2 separate regions of the Mus musculus genome follow, and region 2 is linked to region 1. A link is a loop called in an ENCODE intact Hi-C map of the cell type or tissue named here. Cell type or tissue: gastrocnemius. All regions are shown on one strand.

Region 1 (8,000 bases):
TCTGTGACTGCCAGTCTGAGGCATTTCCAGGTGACATTTCCAGGACCTGTACAACAGCATTGCCTGTCCCTTCCCCAGGTTACTCCCAAGCCAAGACACAGAGAACACGGGCAGGTGGTCTCACTATCAGGCTGATTTCCAACCTGGTCCCGCTGTCGTTCTGGAGCAAGGCAGCCTCCTGTGTCCCTCTTGGTACATACCCAGTGCCCTGAACTTGGCTAGCACGAGCAGAATGTATGTGTCAAGTGTGTGACTGGGGCCAAAGAAAGAGCCATGGCCACCTTAAGTCACTAGGTAAGGACAGGAAAGCCAGAATCCTTCACTCCAGATGAGAGGTATCATTGGCCATTTTCAGAGTAAGAATCTCACCCCCTCCCCCAGGAGCTGAGAGGCAGGAGGCAGTGTTCTGGCAGACTGTAGCCCCCAGCCAGCAGGAGGTGACTCACCAGCCCCATGATGACAGGTGACATTCCTTCTCTTCCCTGGGGGGAGGGGGGACTTTGGCCTGGAGATAAAGGGAGCCGGCCTCCCACTTCTGGGAAAAGGACAGACAACAGGGACAGTGGCCAGGCCACCTCCCCGGGGGAGGGGGGGCATCGCATGTCTGTGCGGGAGGACAGGGACAGAGGCTGCCTCATGAGGCCATCTGCACGGCCCACAGCCTCCCTTCCTGGTTCAAGGCCTCTCTCCTGTGAGGTGGAGCCTCCCTTCTCCCTATTCTACCATCCTAGCTCTTCACAGCTGGCTGGGGTGCCCTCTAGGTGCCCTTTGGCCTGTGGGCTTGGGTCAGAAGGAAAGGGGACTAATCCATGGGTGAATTGAGAATGTAGTGTCCAGGAGGGTGCTGCCTGGGCGGTGGGCTGTATACTGCATGTTCTTTCCACCACCGTCCCCCCCCCCCACAGCCTCACACACACACACACACACACACACACACACACACCCTGCCTGGTTTCACTATGTAGCCCTAGCTGGTCTTGAACTCACAGAGATCTGCCTACCTCTGCCTCCTGAATCATGGGGTAAAAGGCGCTTGCCACCACGCCCAGCGTTCCCAATGTATTTCCAAAGCCTGTGCCTGTGTGGCTGAGGACCTAGCCAAGCATTAAAGCATGCATGGCTCTTCCACAACCTGAGTTTGTTCCCAGCATCCCTCTTGGGTAGTTCACTGCCTCCTGTAAGTCCAGCTTAGGGAGGGGGCACCCAATGCCCTCTTCTGACCTCCAGAGGGATCTGCATTCAGGTGGTACTCATAAATGCCCATAGGCGCGCACACATTCACATATAAATGCAAAAATAATAAATATCTTCTGGAAAAAAAATCTTGTTTTGAAAAAGCCTTTAGCTGCATTGCCAGTTCTTGGATGTAATTCTGTCCTGGAGGGCTGGGGACACGGAGGCATGTGTTTACCACATGGCGGGGACAGTATTTGGCCACAAGGAAAATGGACCGGCCCCCAGAGGCTTGTGCAGACAAGTGCTCGTCACATCTGAGAGGCCTGTGTTTGTGTGGGGACAGGTCCCAGCTGGTGGACATGCTCAGGGCTGTCACCGATGACCCACTTGGGTATGTCAACTTCAAGCTCGCCTGGAGGGCCATTTCCCTGCTTGGTATTTGCTCCTACCCCAGCAGGGATGCTAATCAAGGCTGAACAGGGAGCACTCCCTGGGAGAGACAGGTGGCTTCTTTAGAGTCCCACCTGGGGGCTTCCCCATCTTACCGACTGCCACCCAGAACATCCTCATGGCTGGGAGGATACTGAGAAGGTGGTGGTTTCAAAATCAGGGTCCTGTGCTGAGGGAGGGACAGTGGAGGACGCAGTGGTGTCTGTCTGGGGCTTGTCCCACGTCACCTGGTTCTGCAGCTGGCTTTTAAGCTTCACCCCATGACAGTTTTCTGGAGCAGATCCACGTCAGCTTACCTCACATCACAGAGGGCTGTGCCAGTCTTTCCTCCCTGGTCCCTGAACAGTTACGGCTTTTCTCCTGCCAGAGTCTTCACTGTTAACATCACACAGCCTAGGGAGCCTCTCGTGTATCCCCCTCTGTAGCCTGGCACTTTCCTATAAATTAAGGATGGCCTCTCAACGGAGCCCCTGTGCCGAGCACACCGATTCTCCGATTCTCCGTGGCTGTGTGTGGCTTTGATCTCTCACCTCTCACTTGCCTCTTATGATGGGGCCACTGTTACTTCCCCGAGTTACTTGGTTCCTTTTCTGGTTTTATTGCTGTTCTCTAATTTTGATAGAAATCGTTCTGAAACTCCGGCTTCGGCGAAGCCTAACCTCACTGCCTTGGAGGTGGGACTCAGAATTTTGGCTCACGATCAGGCAGTCAAGTCCCTCACTCCAAGGGTCCATGGGCACCGCAGGGGCCTCTGTATGCTAGGTCCCAGGAGCAGGGGCCTCCCTCATCACGATGGCCACAGATGTCTGTGGACAGCAGTAAACATGCCCTAGGGACACAGTCACCCAAGTTGAAGAGCACGAATGGACATACATGAACACCGTAGCCTCCATGGCCAAATTCAGAATCCTTCCTTTTCCTGGCAGTCTAGTATTTATCTCATTCTGAGATCTGGCCTCGAATCCAAAACTTGACCCCATCTCTTAGTATGGGCTTAGAGGGGCCTTGAGTCTCTGAGACTTGGTTTTCTCAGCTGTGAAATGGGATCAATTGTTCAGTGCTAGTGTGGGTGTGGCCAACATGGGGATGGTCCTCTATTGCAACCCTGTCTCTCTTGCCCACGATGGGCTTTGAACCCAATGGAGGAAGAGGCACACAAGCCCCGTTACAGAATTACGGTTTTCTGGATGAAGGGCGGAGGGAGGAAGGATCTGGAACACTGTCCTGTGTATCCCTGCCAAGTCAGCTGAGCAGCACTCAGGATGGGAGACACCTGGGGTCAGGCTGTGGCATTTTAGGGACAGTAAGGAGATTTCCTGATAGAGACCAGGGCAGAGGGACCTAGCTGGGGGTGGGGAGTGTGTGTGTGGGGGGGGATTCAGCAAAACAGGGGAGCCCTCCCTCAGGGTAGAAAATGTGCAGGTCTGGGGCCAGGCAGCTGGAGTGGGGTCCATGTTGGACAGGACTCTGTCCTGTCTCTGAGTGAGTCCCTGTCAGGAGGAGTGTCACTCAGGATGGTGCTGATGTTGCCAGCCAGATGAATGAGCCCCACTGCCCCCGGCTACACGCATCTCACTGGGCCTCAGAGTCTTCCGGGTAAGGTGTCCAGGACAAAAGGTCACGTGTATAGAACTGGTCTGGGGCCTGCCCTCAGCTGCTTCTTCCCACAGTTCTGTAAATAAACGGGACTCTCACTTCCCACTGACTGGAATGAAGGAGTGACAGGGCCAGCGTAGCCATTTGGAACCTGTGTGAAGCTGTGGGTAGAGGTTGGCAGAGCAGATGGAAGGAGAGAAGCTGGATTCCCAGGAGAAGCACAGAGCATAGCCAAGCCCAGGAGCAGGGAGAACATGAGGCTCTGGGGCACAGAGTGAGGTGTTCAAGGATAGGGGAGCTGCAGCCAGGTGTGTGGCAGCCCCTCCAGTGGCCTGGGAAAGCCACTTAAGGCCCTGGGCTTAGCCTTGAGGGTAACCGGATCCATGGGGACTGTAGACAGGAGAATACCACAGTTAGAGTCGTCTCTTGGAAAGAGTGTTCCGACTACAGAGTAGTGGGCAGGCCCCTCACCCCACTCCCCTGTTTTCTTTCTAGCCCAAGTTGGTCTTTACTGGCTGTGTAGTCAGGGTGACCTCAAACTTTTGACCCCCCCTGGAATGACTGGGTGTAACCATCATAACTGGCTTATGGGGTGCCCAGGGTCAAATCCAGGACTGAAGGTGTGTCAGGCAGGTGCTCTGCCCACTGAGACACACCTCCAGCCTGCATCCATTCATTCCTTCAAAGAGATTAAAGCAATAACAACAACAATAATGATGATGACAAAGATGATAAACTCTCCCCTTCCCCCTTCCTCTCCCCTCCCCCTCCCCCTTTGAGTCTGGTAGAGTCCACAGGGAGGTGGGCTGAGCTGTGCGCTCACCCAGACCAGTTCAATGGCTCAAGGGGTAGCAGAGGCCTTTGTGCAGCAGTGGGGTTAGAGGTGCTTCTCTGAGCAAGGAGACAGGACAGAGCAGGAGGGCTCTAGACAGAGGGGACGGCACAGGCCATGAAAGGCCAAATGTCAGCCAGATTACTTACCAAGGTCTGGGAAGGGGAGGTGGGGTTCAGGCACAGTGATTGACAGATGGGGTGGGTGTGCTCTCAGGACTTGCTGAGTGTGAGGTCACCGGCCGTGGGCTATCCACATGAGAATCCTGAAGCTTAGATCCTGATGCGCTGAGAGACTCTCTGGCCTATGGCAGCAGTGGTCCTCCTCTAGGGAGGACTGTACATGGCTGGAGTTTGCCACGTCTACCCTTAATGCCCCTAATGGTTGCCCGGAATTGTGCCCACGACCCTTCCTGCCCATGCCTTCTTTCCTAGCAGGGCTCAGTTTTGCTCCGTGGTTGTCAGCCTGTATGTCCAGGGCGTCTTTACCCTCGCCCCCAAGCAGGTTGCTGCAGGCATAAGCCAGTCTGAGACATTTTCCTTCCCTATTGATGACTGATTGGGAATTAGACCCGTGATATAATGAGAAGTCTCAGGGGGAGTGCGGCTCATGGGAGGAGACAGGCGAGCAGAGGTAGCCAGCCTTGTCTTTGTGGAATATTGTCTATGGCGCCTGGAGCTGTAGCAGCCGCCTTGAAAACAGGAGGGGAAGCAAGCATCCAGAACAGGGTGGGGGTGGGGAGGCAGGGGGGGGGACAGAAAGAACATGAGTCTTTGGTTTTGTCATCATGCCACAGGACTGAAGGAACCTGCAAGAGAAATTATGGGTGCTTGGTTCTTTGGAGAGAGCACTTTCAGTGGAGGCTTCAGGCCCCTGAAGGCGAACCCTCTCCCTGGACCTTGAAAGTGATGGTTTTACAAGTGATCCCGGTATTGAAATGACTTTTCCCAAAGCCTGTGAGCTGCAGTGCCGGGATTTTAGGATGGGAAGGCTGAGGCCGCAGTCTCCTCTTAAAAGCCTGTTCCTTAACACGTTTTTAGCAGGAGGTCATAACTCCGCTTTTATTTTTCCCTGAAAAACTGTCATTAGGGATGGTGGGAAACCCGGAGTGGGCCGTGAGGCTTTGTGTGCAGTTAGTGGCTCTGATTATATGTTCCTGGCCCCTCTCTTCTGAGAAAGGCTGCCATTGGCTGCACAGTATAATCAAACCGTTTCTTATGTAAACAGTCTCGGGGCACTGGGCCAGTGGGAAGGTGAAAATGAAACTCTGCTCCCAGCCAGGAAAGCGATCTGCTGGGCGGTAGCTAAAGAGCAGGGGTTAATGACACACGGTGGGCAGAGGCTGTGCTGCACAGGGCAGGAACAGAGGGTGCTGTAAGACAGCATGTTACCAGAGCTATTTCCCAATGCAGACCGTGAACTGCTCCAGGGAACTTCAGGCACAATCTTCGAAAGCAAAGAAGGAAGAGGGGAAGGGAAATCAGGGAAGCGTGGAACTCTCAGAAAGGGCCCATATCCTTAATATACAAAGAGTTCTTGCAAAACAATAAAATAAGATAAACACAAAACTAACTAGTCACCAAGGGAAAAAAAACTACTAAATGCATCGATCACATGAAGACACATTTTGCTCTGACAGCAAACCAAGGAAATGCCAATAAGAGCTGCAATGATGTCATTTCCCACCTATCAGATTGGCATATACACAGATTGGCAAGCTTGGGGCTGTGGAGAAGTAGGCCTCCTGCTCTGTGCAGAGAGGATAGCACATGGTTCCTGAGGGCAGAATGACCTCACACCCGATAGCCAAAGATCAGAAGTTCTAAAGTGTCCTGGAGATGTTGGGCACATGTGGGGCACTCCACTCAACGTATGAGAGGCCCCAGACAATTCTGAGGACAAGAGATCTTGGTAAAACCTTGCTCATGAAAATAAAGGACCCACGGTCTGCAAAGGAATGCTGAGTGATGTGGGCCACTAAGTTAACATGCATATTCACAGAGGAGGAGACAGACTACACTAAGCCAGCTGGGAGGGGCAGCAAATGTCTCTGACCCAGCACTGAGGAGGCCGAGGCAGGAGAGTCACCATGAGTTCAAGGCCTGCCTGTGCTATACAGTGAGATACCCCAAAGTTCAATTGTGTTAGAATTAATCATTAAAAGTGGTGGCTGGGTCCCCAGAATCAAGGCCAAGAGATAAATAGTACAGAAATAATAAAGTGGCCTTAGAGACCCCCCAAAACTCGTAGTAGGAACAGGCCCGTGTGGATGCGATTGGTGTCTCAGACCACATGTGCAGGCTGTGCCAATGGATCCCAAAGTGGGCACTCACAAAGCAGCAGTGTCCTGCGTGAGAGGACTTGGGAAGAGCTAAAAGGTTTTACTTAGTGTGCATTTGCTTGTGTGTGCGTGTGTGTGTGTGTGTGTGTGTGTGTGTGTGCGTGCGGGGGTGTGTGTGCGTGTGCGTGTCCATGCATGTGGCATGCCATGGCACATCTCTGTGGAGTTTATTTTCCTTCTACCTTTGGGTGGTGTACCAGTTATTCCTAACTGGCAAGCTGACACAGCCTCGAGTCACTCAGAGAAGAGAAGACATGGCTGGGGGTTGTCTAGCTCAGGTCTGCCTGTCTTGGGGGTGGCGTGGGGTGGAAGGGTTGTCTTGATGGTTAACTGTGTAGGAAGAGCCAGCCGCCACGGAGGGCACTGATCCCTGGGCCCGTGATCCTGGGTTAGATAAGAAAGCTAAGCTGAACACAAGTCTGAGAACAAGCTGACAAGGGGTTCTTGCTGTGACCTCCCTCAGGGATCATCTGTGACCTGGAAGTGTAAGCCACGCAAATCGTCTCCCCACCAAGTTGCTTTTGGTCAGGGATTATTTTTGCTGAAGGACTTTGTTGGTTTTGCTTTGCTCAGATTTGCTTACTTCCTTTTGTGACTATGAATTCTTTGCCTGTGTGAAGTATATATGCACCGGTGCGTGCTTGTTGGATGCCCTCGAACTGGAGTTACAGATGGTGTGAGCCACCGTGCAGATGCTGGGACTCGAACCCAGGTCCTCTGCCAGAGCACCAGAGGCTCTTAACCTCTGAGCCATCTCTCCAGCCCTACAGAACATGCGAGTCTGGGTATGGGATTCAGGTTTTCAGGCTTGGTGGGCATTGGACTTGACATGTTACTCAGACTGGCCTGGAACTCACGACAATCCTCCTGCTTCAGCCTCCCAAGTGCTGACCCCAAAGGAATACTATACTAAATGTTTTCCATCTTTAAATCCCTTTGCATACAGTTGGACACCACTGAGGTAGGTGGGGTCTCTTTAAACCTCAGAGAATGTTGTGGGGTCTGAGTCTCTACCCACTAGATGCCAGCGGCACCCTGTCCCCAACATAACCCCAAATGTCCCCAGACACTGCTCCTCCAGGGACCAAACCACTCTGGGTTGGAGCCACTGTTTAAATGCTTCTCTGAGATATTGGAGGTGGTTTAACAATAAGCATACCATTGTCACCACAATCAGAAAAACAAACACTTTAAAGGGACTGTTGGCAGCATCCCCTGTGGCTGGGCAACTCTACCCCGGTGGAGCCCGCCCTGCACATCCAGCCTTCAGCGCTCCATTCTGGCTTTGCCTCACATCAGCGAGCTTCTCCCCTCGAGACTCTGAGGCAGAGGCTGGGAGTGGTAGTGTTGATTCTCTCACCACCTTCTCCTCCTTGGTGACTACTTGGATTTCAGAGTGAGCCACACAGCTCTCTTTTTGGAAAGACCCTGTAGTTCCCCCCACAGCTAAGCAGATCTTCTAAAGATCCCCTCCAGCTACAGGAAACCCGTTCTGTCTCTGGACTTCGGACCACTCAGTGTTTTGGAGTTTAGAAAGTTTATTTGCATAGTGCCGGCCATCCACGGGTTTCCTCAGGCCTTTGCTGTGCTCAGTGGAAGGCAGTG
Region 2 (8,000 bases), 130 kb after region 1:
CTGCCTTTGAATTTACAGAGATCCACCTGCCTCTGCCCTATAAGCGCTGGGATTAAAACTGTGTGCCATCACTGCCCACCAAGAAACAAAGATTTTAATAGATTTACCTATTTTTATTTTATGTGCATTGGTGTTTTGCTGGCATATTTGTCTGTGTGATGGTCCCCTGGAACTGATATTATAGACTCCAGTTGTGAGCTGCCATGTGGGTGCTGGGAATTGAACCCAGGTCCTCTGGAAAGGGCAGCCGGTGCTCTTAATGACTGTGCCCTCTCTCTAGCACCAACAAAAAGTTTACGAGAAACAAATAATGAAGGACTGGTGAGAACTCAATGATTTATTCCCAGTCCAGATGAAATATGCCCAAGTTTGTCATTTTCCTATAAATCTTCAATCTTTTTCAAGATGACAAGTGTTTTTTAACACAGAGACCGACAGACAGACACACACACACACACACACACACACACACTTTGGACCACATGTTTGTACAGTATCCATCTCAGCCACCCCTAAAGAGCCCAGATGGAAACCAAATTGTCCCCAAGCTATAAAATGAGTGGCCACTCAGCAATAAAAAGGACTAGCAAGTCACACACTGCCACTTAGAGAAACGTGAAGTTGGAGTTGGGGACCAAGCATGGGATTCCTTTAACACAATTCACAGAAATGGGTGAACAAGTTCTTGTTATCAGAACTCACGGTATAGTGGCAGGGGATGCAGCTTGTCTAGTGTGTACAAGGTCAGGGGTTCAATCCCCAACATTTCATGAAACTGGCATAATGTAGGTCTCTAATCCCAGCACTCCAGAAATAGAGGCAAGGGGATCAGCATTTTAGGGGTAACCTGGGCTACATGCCATACTGTCCTAACAACAAAATCAGAGTACTGATAACCTGGGTGTAGGGAGGGGCTCTTGGGCATTGGCTTGGCCCTTTGAGGCCCCCGGCAGGGACAGCTAAGTGCCTTTGCAGGTGTGATGGTAGACTAAGGAAGAGGAATCCACAGCAGGAGTTGGCCACATGGACAGACAGGATGAGGCTGTAAAGGAAGTCACACATGGTCTTGGAGTAGGCCTAAGGGGACTCGAGCAGGGTGCAATGCAGTTCTTGGAATGGCCTGGGAGAACCTCATGGCACATGCCTGGGGTCAGGGACGAAGGCAAGAGATGCCATGTCTGTGTATCAGTCACCAGCCCTTCACCCCATGAAGCAGGAGAAGCCGAGGCCCAGCAGGCCCTGACCTGCCCCGGTGTTCCCTTCTCCACAGCCCCTGCCCTGACTACCAAGCCTCTAAGGCGTCCTCCTTCTCCCAGGCTGCCTCTGTCCCTGCCAGGGCTGCAAGGCTGGGCCAGGGATCTGGTGACAGCTATAAAAATAATAACTTACCCTGCCAGCTCCCTGGCCTCCTGACTCGCCCCACAGCGATCTTGGTGGGCTGGCCCTTGTGCCTGACGAAGGTGCCTTCTAGCCCTGGCAGGCTGGCATCTCCAGGGAGCAGGTGCTGGTGGCTGGAGCTTAGGGCAAAGAGGTCATTCCAGGTGACAATAGTTGACAACATGCTCTAAGCGCCACTGCAGGGCCTGAACCTCTCTGACACTCGTGGGCCCCCTTTCTGGACTAGGGTGGGAAAGCAGGGTCTGAAGCCAGCTGAAGCCAGCCGAGAAGTTTCTACCCAGCCCAAGGGCCTGGGTCACGCCTGACCTGAAGCATGCTGAGAACTCCAGAGCCATCTGGAGACACCAGACGCCTTCACACATGACTTCTGTAATTCAAATGAATTAAATCAACCCTTTCACCTCATCTAACAGAGAGACCTTTTCTCTTCTCTGGGGAACGGTGTCAGCAGAACAGCCCAGACGAGGAAGCACTAGGCCACCCCTGAGAAACACAGGTGACAAAGAGGCCCAGTGAGCTCCGCGCTGTTTGAGCAAATGTGTCAGAAATGTATTCAGCTGCCAGTAACAGGAAACCGAGTGACAAAGGTCTCAATGAACAGGGATTTCTTTTCTTCACACAAACAAGTGCAGAGCAGGGTCAGCAAGGACCGGTGAGGCTCCTCCTCCGCCATCAGGACTGAGGCTCCGCCTCTGCCGCCAACGGGACTCAATGCCTTTTGTCTTTTGGGTTTGCTACTATGCGTGAAGCGTGAAGCGTTGCCCCTGGGGTCAAGATGGTCTCTGCAGCTCTAGACATCTGAGTTCCGGGCAGAATGTAGGAAGGACGGGATCCTGCAGAGATGTTCCCGGCAGCCCCTCCTACAGTTTATGCTCACAGCTCAGGGGGTCATTCCTAGCTGCAAGAGAAGCTTGGAGAATGTAGTCTCTCCACAAGGCAGCTGTTCCCAGACCTGAGCAGTCCCATGGCTGAGGGAGAAGAGGAGGTGTGCACACTTCACTGGCAACATTAGCTACAATGAAGGGGGAGGGGGAGAATGAAAATCTGTGGAAGAACATTCTAGAAGCTAACCAATGCCATCTCCAGAGGTCTCTGCATGAACTAACCTGTCAAAGCTTTTCAAAACACTGAGGAATGTTCCTATCACCCTGTCACGGCCAGAGTAAAGAAGTGCTTGCTTGTCCAATTCACGTGTACTGGACACGACAGATTCCGCTGCACTGTACAAGGGCAGTGGCTAACGCCCACCCTAAACTAGGATGGGATCATTTTAAATATGTCAGGTGAACCAACTCGTCCTCACTCCCTCCTTACCCCTATGAAGCCAGTTCGCTATTACTCCACTTGATAAGCAATGAATCAGAGGCACAGAGAGGTAAGGTAACATACCTAGGGCCACACAGCAAGAGTTAACAGGTTTATTTCTGGATATTAAAATTATGAGTGCTTTTGACTTTTTCATTATTATTATTATTAGTGATCCACATCTCTGGAAATTAAATAAAAACAAAATGTGTCTTGGACGTCCAGCCTCCACCCTATCTTACAGTCCTGAGACCATAGGAGGCCTGGCTTCCTTCTGCAGCATGGACTGTTGTCCACTCACACACCCCACCCCAACCCTACCCCAATCCCCAGGCGGCTGCCCTCTGTCCCACAGTCATAGCTTCCCAGAGAACTCCTCTCCCTCTCTCTCTCTCTCTCTCTCTCTCTCTCTCTCTCTCTCTCTCTCTCTCTCTCTCTCTTGGCTCACAGCCTTTGTTCTTCCAGTCCCTGCTGGCCAGCCTGGCCCCTCTTCCTGCCTGGCACACGGCTCAACTCAAATGGCTCCAGGGCCTGGGTCACAGGCTTGAATCCCTCAGCTCTCCTGGGCCAGGCAGGCAGGCAGGCAGCCACTCTGCTCCCTCACCTACTGCACTTTGCCTAGCCTCCAGGGCTGAGGGGCCTGTTTTGTTTGTCACCAGACTTATCAGGGATTCTATGGGTGCCAGGCTCTGGCAGGGGCACCCACTCAGCCATCCTCACACAGCCTCTGTTGGCCTCACTCTGGCCTCAGAGGCCCTGCAGAAAGTCTATGACCCTCCACACTCCTCTATCAGTTCTAGCCTTGGCTGCCACCCCTCCAGCCTGCCTCAGGACCTTTGCACCTGCTGACTCCCTGAGGCCCAACCTCAGGTACATTCTACCACTTCTGTCTTATTTTCTCAAGCCTCTTATCACTATCTAAATGACTATACCAACTTGCTATGGGTTCCTTTTAAGGAATGAGGAGGTTGAGTTAGGGTCTTATGTAGCCCAGGCTACCCTCAAACTCCCTATGTAGTAGAGGATAACCTTGAACTCCTGACCTTTCTGCCTCTACCTCCCCAGTATTGGGATAACAGGTAAATACCATCTTACCAGTTATCACCAACATTGTTTCTCTTGTTGTTACATTGTTACTAGCAGGTAAATCCCCTTCACCTGGGGTTTGCAGCAAGCATTTGCTTGTGGTAGGTTGGCCAGATGGACTCTGTCCACCTTAAGGAAGTGCAAGCCTAGAAAGGTCAAATGTCTTGTTTGATGTCTCCAGCCATCAGGAGACAAAGCTCAGAGCCATGGGTCCTGGGGTACATCTTACCCTCAGAGGTTGTGTGTGCCTGTTGTCAACCCTGGGGCAAGGTCAGGTCAGCAGGGAGGGGTCTGAACCCACCAACCCTGGGTTGAAATCCCAACTCCATCAACACTGGTTGTCTGGCACGGAAGCGTGTAGCATTTTTTTCAACACACACACACTGCCTATCATTTTATCCACAGTAAATGTGTCCTCCACCTGCCAGATCCCTGCTTGGTTTAAATCCCCTTCAAATCCTGTGCCTTTAAATTACCCCATAATCTTGTACAAAAAAAAAAAAAAAAAGCCACACCGATCTTTGAGCAAAGACTGTCCTGTGAAGAGTTGTGGTGGAGGTCCCCAAACATCACAAAATGAGGCTCCTGGCCACTGCCTCTAAGGATGCAGGAGGGGCTTGGTCACCAGCTCTCTGCCTCCCCTGCTTTGCCCAGCCTGCCCCAAACCTGTGCTCAGTCAATAGCAACATCTGAACCCCTGCAGGAGTAACGGATGGGATGCTCCGGGGTCCCTCCATCTCAGCAGGTCCACGGGTAGTCCAGAATAGGGTAAGGGAGGGAGGGGGAGGCATATCAGCCCTAAGAGGGTCACACTGAACTGGGAAGTCAAACAACCCAGGCTCAGCCATCCTGAGAACAGTGACTTTGCCTCTGTGCCCGAGGTGGGAACTAGGACCAGTCTCATGAGAGCTTGAGAAGCATGCAATTCAGTGACTACTGGACACAATATCCTGGGCTCTCCACTCAGCCTAGGCTGGCCCCAGAGAGACACCTCCTCTCAGAAGCCCTCAGGGACCTTCTTGCTCCTCCCCACCCTTCCCTGCCCCACTTTTCTTCCTTCTGAGTATTTGTCCCCACCTGTCATTATGTCATTCCAGTGGCTGAATATTTAAGTGTCCTTCTCTCCCTGTTAATTGTCACCTCAGTCTTTGTCCCCACCCAACTCCAACACCAACAATGGAGCTGGCATACAGCTGGTGCTCAATAAATGTTTGTCACATAAATGAAAAGGAACCAGGCAAATAAATGTCTGCAAACAAGTCGGGGCTGGATATGTGGGGTGGGGGTGGGGACATTCCTCAAAAGATTGTAGGAGATGGTCACCCCCTGCAACTCTGGCTCCCGTGCCAACCTTTACCCTTCTCAGTGGTGCAGTCTCTGCCAGGCAGGAGAACCCTGTAGCAGAAGCTCCGGCCAAAGCTGAGCTGATCACCACAGCGAGCGCGGCCTCCAGCTTCCCTTTCCAACACCCACTTTTCTCCTGGGTAAAGTCACCAGGTTGTGGGTGGCTGCGTTAGACAGTAAGACGAGAGAATACATTTTGTGAAGGTGCCCGTCCGGAGCAGGCGTGGGGAGGGCTCTGCTTGCCCCTCCTCCTAGCAAGTCTCAGCAGTGACAACCACCCAGTGGGGCTGCAGGCAATCTGGCTGACCTGCCCTGGCAGCCCACCTGTGACAAGGTCCTGGGGAGACCATCCTCACCCCACAATTACCCTTCAGGCTGCTGTCCTCTCCCTGTCTCTCTGCTCTGTCTCCAAGCTTGTGGTCCAGCTGGTCCCTGGCAGCCCGGTGATCTGATCCATGGGGTGTGTCACCCCATCAGTGGCCTCTGCTACAGTGGGCCACACTCATGACAGTCAAAGCCTTTGACCTTTGACCTACTCCTGCTCTTCCTGATCCTGCAGTTATCAGATGGGCCTGGGTTCATATCCCTTCCAGTCTGTACTGCCACTTGACTTGCGGAGGGCTACCTGATCTTGGAGCCAGGAAACGAACTGTCTATGAAGGATGGAGGATTCGGAGTAGGGACAGGGACTACAAACCCACCCCAAACTTGCTGGAGATGGACCTCCAGTGGGAGTGGCACTTCTGTGACTTCCAAGTTACTTATGCTGAGAAATGGATGCCGGCCAGTCTGGCTGCAGAGGTACATTAATGCTTCGAATCCTTGGAAAGATTGAGCCTCCCTCATCTCCCAGGTCCAGCCTAGGCTTGGCTTCTAAGTCTTGGAGCAGTGGAACTGACCAACAGTCACTTGGTGTAGACAGAAGCCACCAAGACACTGGACCATGAGGTTTCACTGACCTTGGCTCCCGGGCCCACCGGGTCAAGTGTCTGTCCATCTGTCTAGGCCTAGAAGGAAGCTGAATGGAAGCCAAGTGTCTGAGGGTCTGTACAGGCTACGAACCACCTTAGCATTGAGCAGGCGGAGAGAGCCTCACCCTGTGACAGTGGGAGACAGGTCACCAGGCTTAACACTCCAAGTTCCCAAAGAGTAAGGGAAGAAAACAGATTCCCTATTCACCAACCAGAGTCGCTGGTCACCCCTAAAAATCCCAGGCTCCCTTAGGCCTTTGGCAAACTGCTCTGTTACCCGTTACCCAGAATCCCTCACAGCAGGGTGCTCATCGGGACCTGAGAGCCACAAGCTATCCAAATCCATAAAGCAAAAGGCACAGTAGTGCCTACCTTCCACGAGGCACGAAGGAGATGCAGGCAGGCAGGCCCAGGGCTTGCAGAACGCTGGCCTCCACACTCACACAGTCAAATGCCAGGAGCCTCCCATCAAAAATAATAACAAGAACAAACGCTTATGTAACAGTTCTGGCGTGCCAGGCACGGCGGGACACAGCACATCCACTACTCCTTGGACACCCTCAACTCTCACTAATGCGGCCCGGCTGCAGCAGAGCTGCCCCGGCAAATCTGAGTGTTGGCCCTGCGTTCAAGTCCTGGCTCAGCCACTCTGAGCGCAGTAAGAGAGGCTCCTAGTCCCCTCTGGGCAGAAAAAATAGTGAGAAAGGGAAAGCAGAGTAGGAAGTGTTCCCTTCACCTTCCTCTCGGCCCAATCTCTCTTCCAGCTACACAGGGACACAGACACCAAACAGGCGTGCGGTCTCCCCCACACCACCAAACACACAGAACTCACCTGCCCTGACCCAGCTGTCTGGACTAGCCTTTCCTACAGAATGTCTAGTCCTCTCAACACAAGTCTGACACTCAAACCAAGCCGAGGGCGGCCCGTCCCAAGCAGGGTTTCTAGCAAGTCCCCCAGCACCCGTGGGTGCTGAGTCACCCTGAATTCCTGACCTGGCACTCTGCCCCCTCTCCTGGGGGGAGGGGCTGACACCCCATCTGCCATGGGAAGAGAAAAGCCCAGATGCGACACCCCCACCCACCGCCACACACAACCCAAAAATAACCCGCAGCCCCCTACACACCAGAAACACAAAAACAAAATCTCGCATAAATCCAAAGTCGGGAGGGAAGAAAAAAAATTTTTTTTCAAAAGCCAACTACTGCCCCCAAAAGGCTTTTAAACATTCTCCAAAAAAGTTTATTAAAATGTCTTCACTTTAATGCTCGAAACGGAAAAGGTTCTCAAAATATACATACGCCTCTTTTCTCATAGAAATAGAACTTTTTTATATAATACAAAAAAAATAATAAGACCAAAAAAAAAAACAAAACAAAACAAAAAACAAAAACAAAACCAAAAACATCAACAACCCCGCAGGAACATCTTTAAGTGATTACTCAGGGCCCGGCTGACAGTTACACGTGTGTTGCGTCAGTCCCGTGTCCACACGCGCTCAGCCACGTTTGATCCGGATTGCATCAAGTCCCGAAACCCGGTGCGCTGTGCAGGTGCGTGCGCGCGGTGCCCGCGGTGTGCCCGCGGTGTCCCCTCGGTGCAGGTGCAGGTGCGCGCAGGGCACGCACGGTGGTCCGGGCGCGCGCGCGGGGCCGGAGCGCGCGGGGCAGGGCGCACGGTGCCCAGGGTGGCCGCGGCGCCCCCCACGCCACCCGCGCCGCGCTAGCAGTGGCCCGCCGAGGCCAGCAGCGGCTCGGGCAGCTGCTTGAACAAGTTCCGCAGGGTGCTGAGCTCTCGCGACAGCTGCTCCACCTTCTTCTGCAGCCGCTCGTTCTCCGCCGTCAGCTCCAGCACCTTGTGCTGCGTCTCCAGGTTGCGCATCTTGGCCTTGTCGCGGC

What was found. A loop is a pair of places that touch in the nucleus more often than their neighbours do. Peaks named below come from ENCODE experiments on the same cell type or tissue, not always from the same donor. Only the 100,000 strongest peaks of a DNase experiment are listed, where the experiment ranks them.
Region 2: it touches region 1 in a loop (6-fold over the local background); 2 of 42 quality-filtered maps call a loop at or near these places.

Annotation. Positions count from the first base shown.
Region 1 is chr2:167,821,007-167,829,006 of GRCm38, reverse strand. No RefSeq gene overlaps it. Among named protein-coding and RNA genes, the nearest start is that of Gm32600, 4.4 kb to the right of the region's middle. In gastrocnemius, no CTCF peak of the experiment used is centred here; DNase peaks (open chromatin) are centred at 537 and 1,503; H3K4me3 peaks cover 1,048 bases; H3K27ac peaks cover 6,153 bases.
Region 2 is chr2:167,689,737-167,697,736 of GRCm38, reverse strand. Cebpb (CCAAT/enhancer binding protein (C/EBP), beta) reads right to left here. Exons shown (of 1, transcript NM_009883.4): 1 at 7,305-8,000. The coding sequence ends at 7,825. It overlaps A530013C23Rik (RIKEN cDNA A530013C23 gene), which reads right to left and starts at 6,978. Exons shown (of 2, transcript NR_110334.1): 1 at 6,937-6,978; 2 at 324-2,410. In gastrocnemius, no CTCF peak of the experiment used is centred here; DNase peaks (open chromatin) are centred at 1,619, 3,196, 7,102 and 7,678; H3K4me3 peaks cover 4,386 bases; H3K27ac peaks cover 8,000 bases.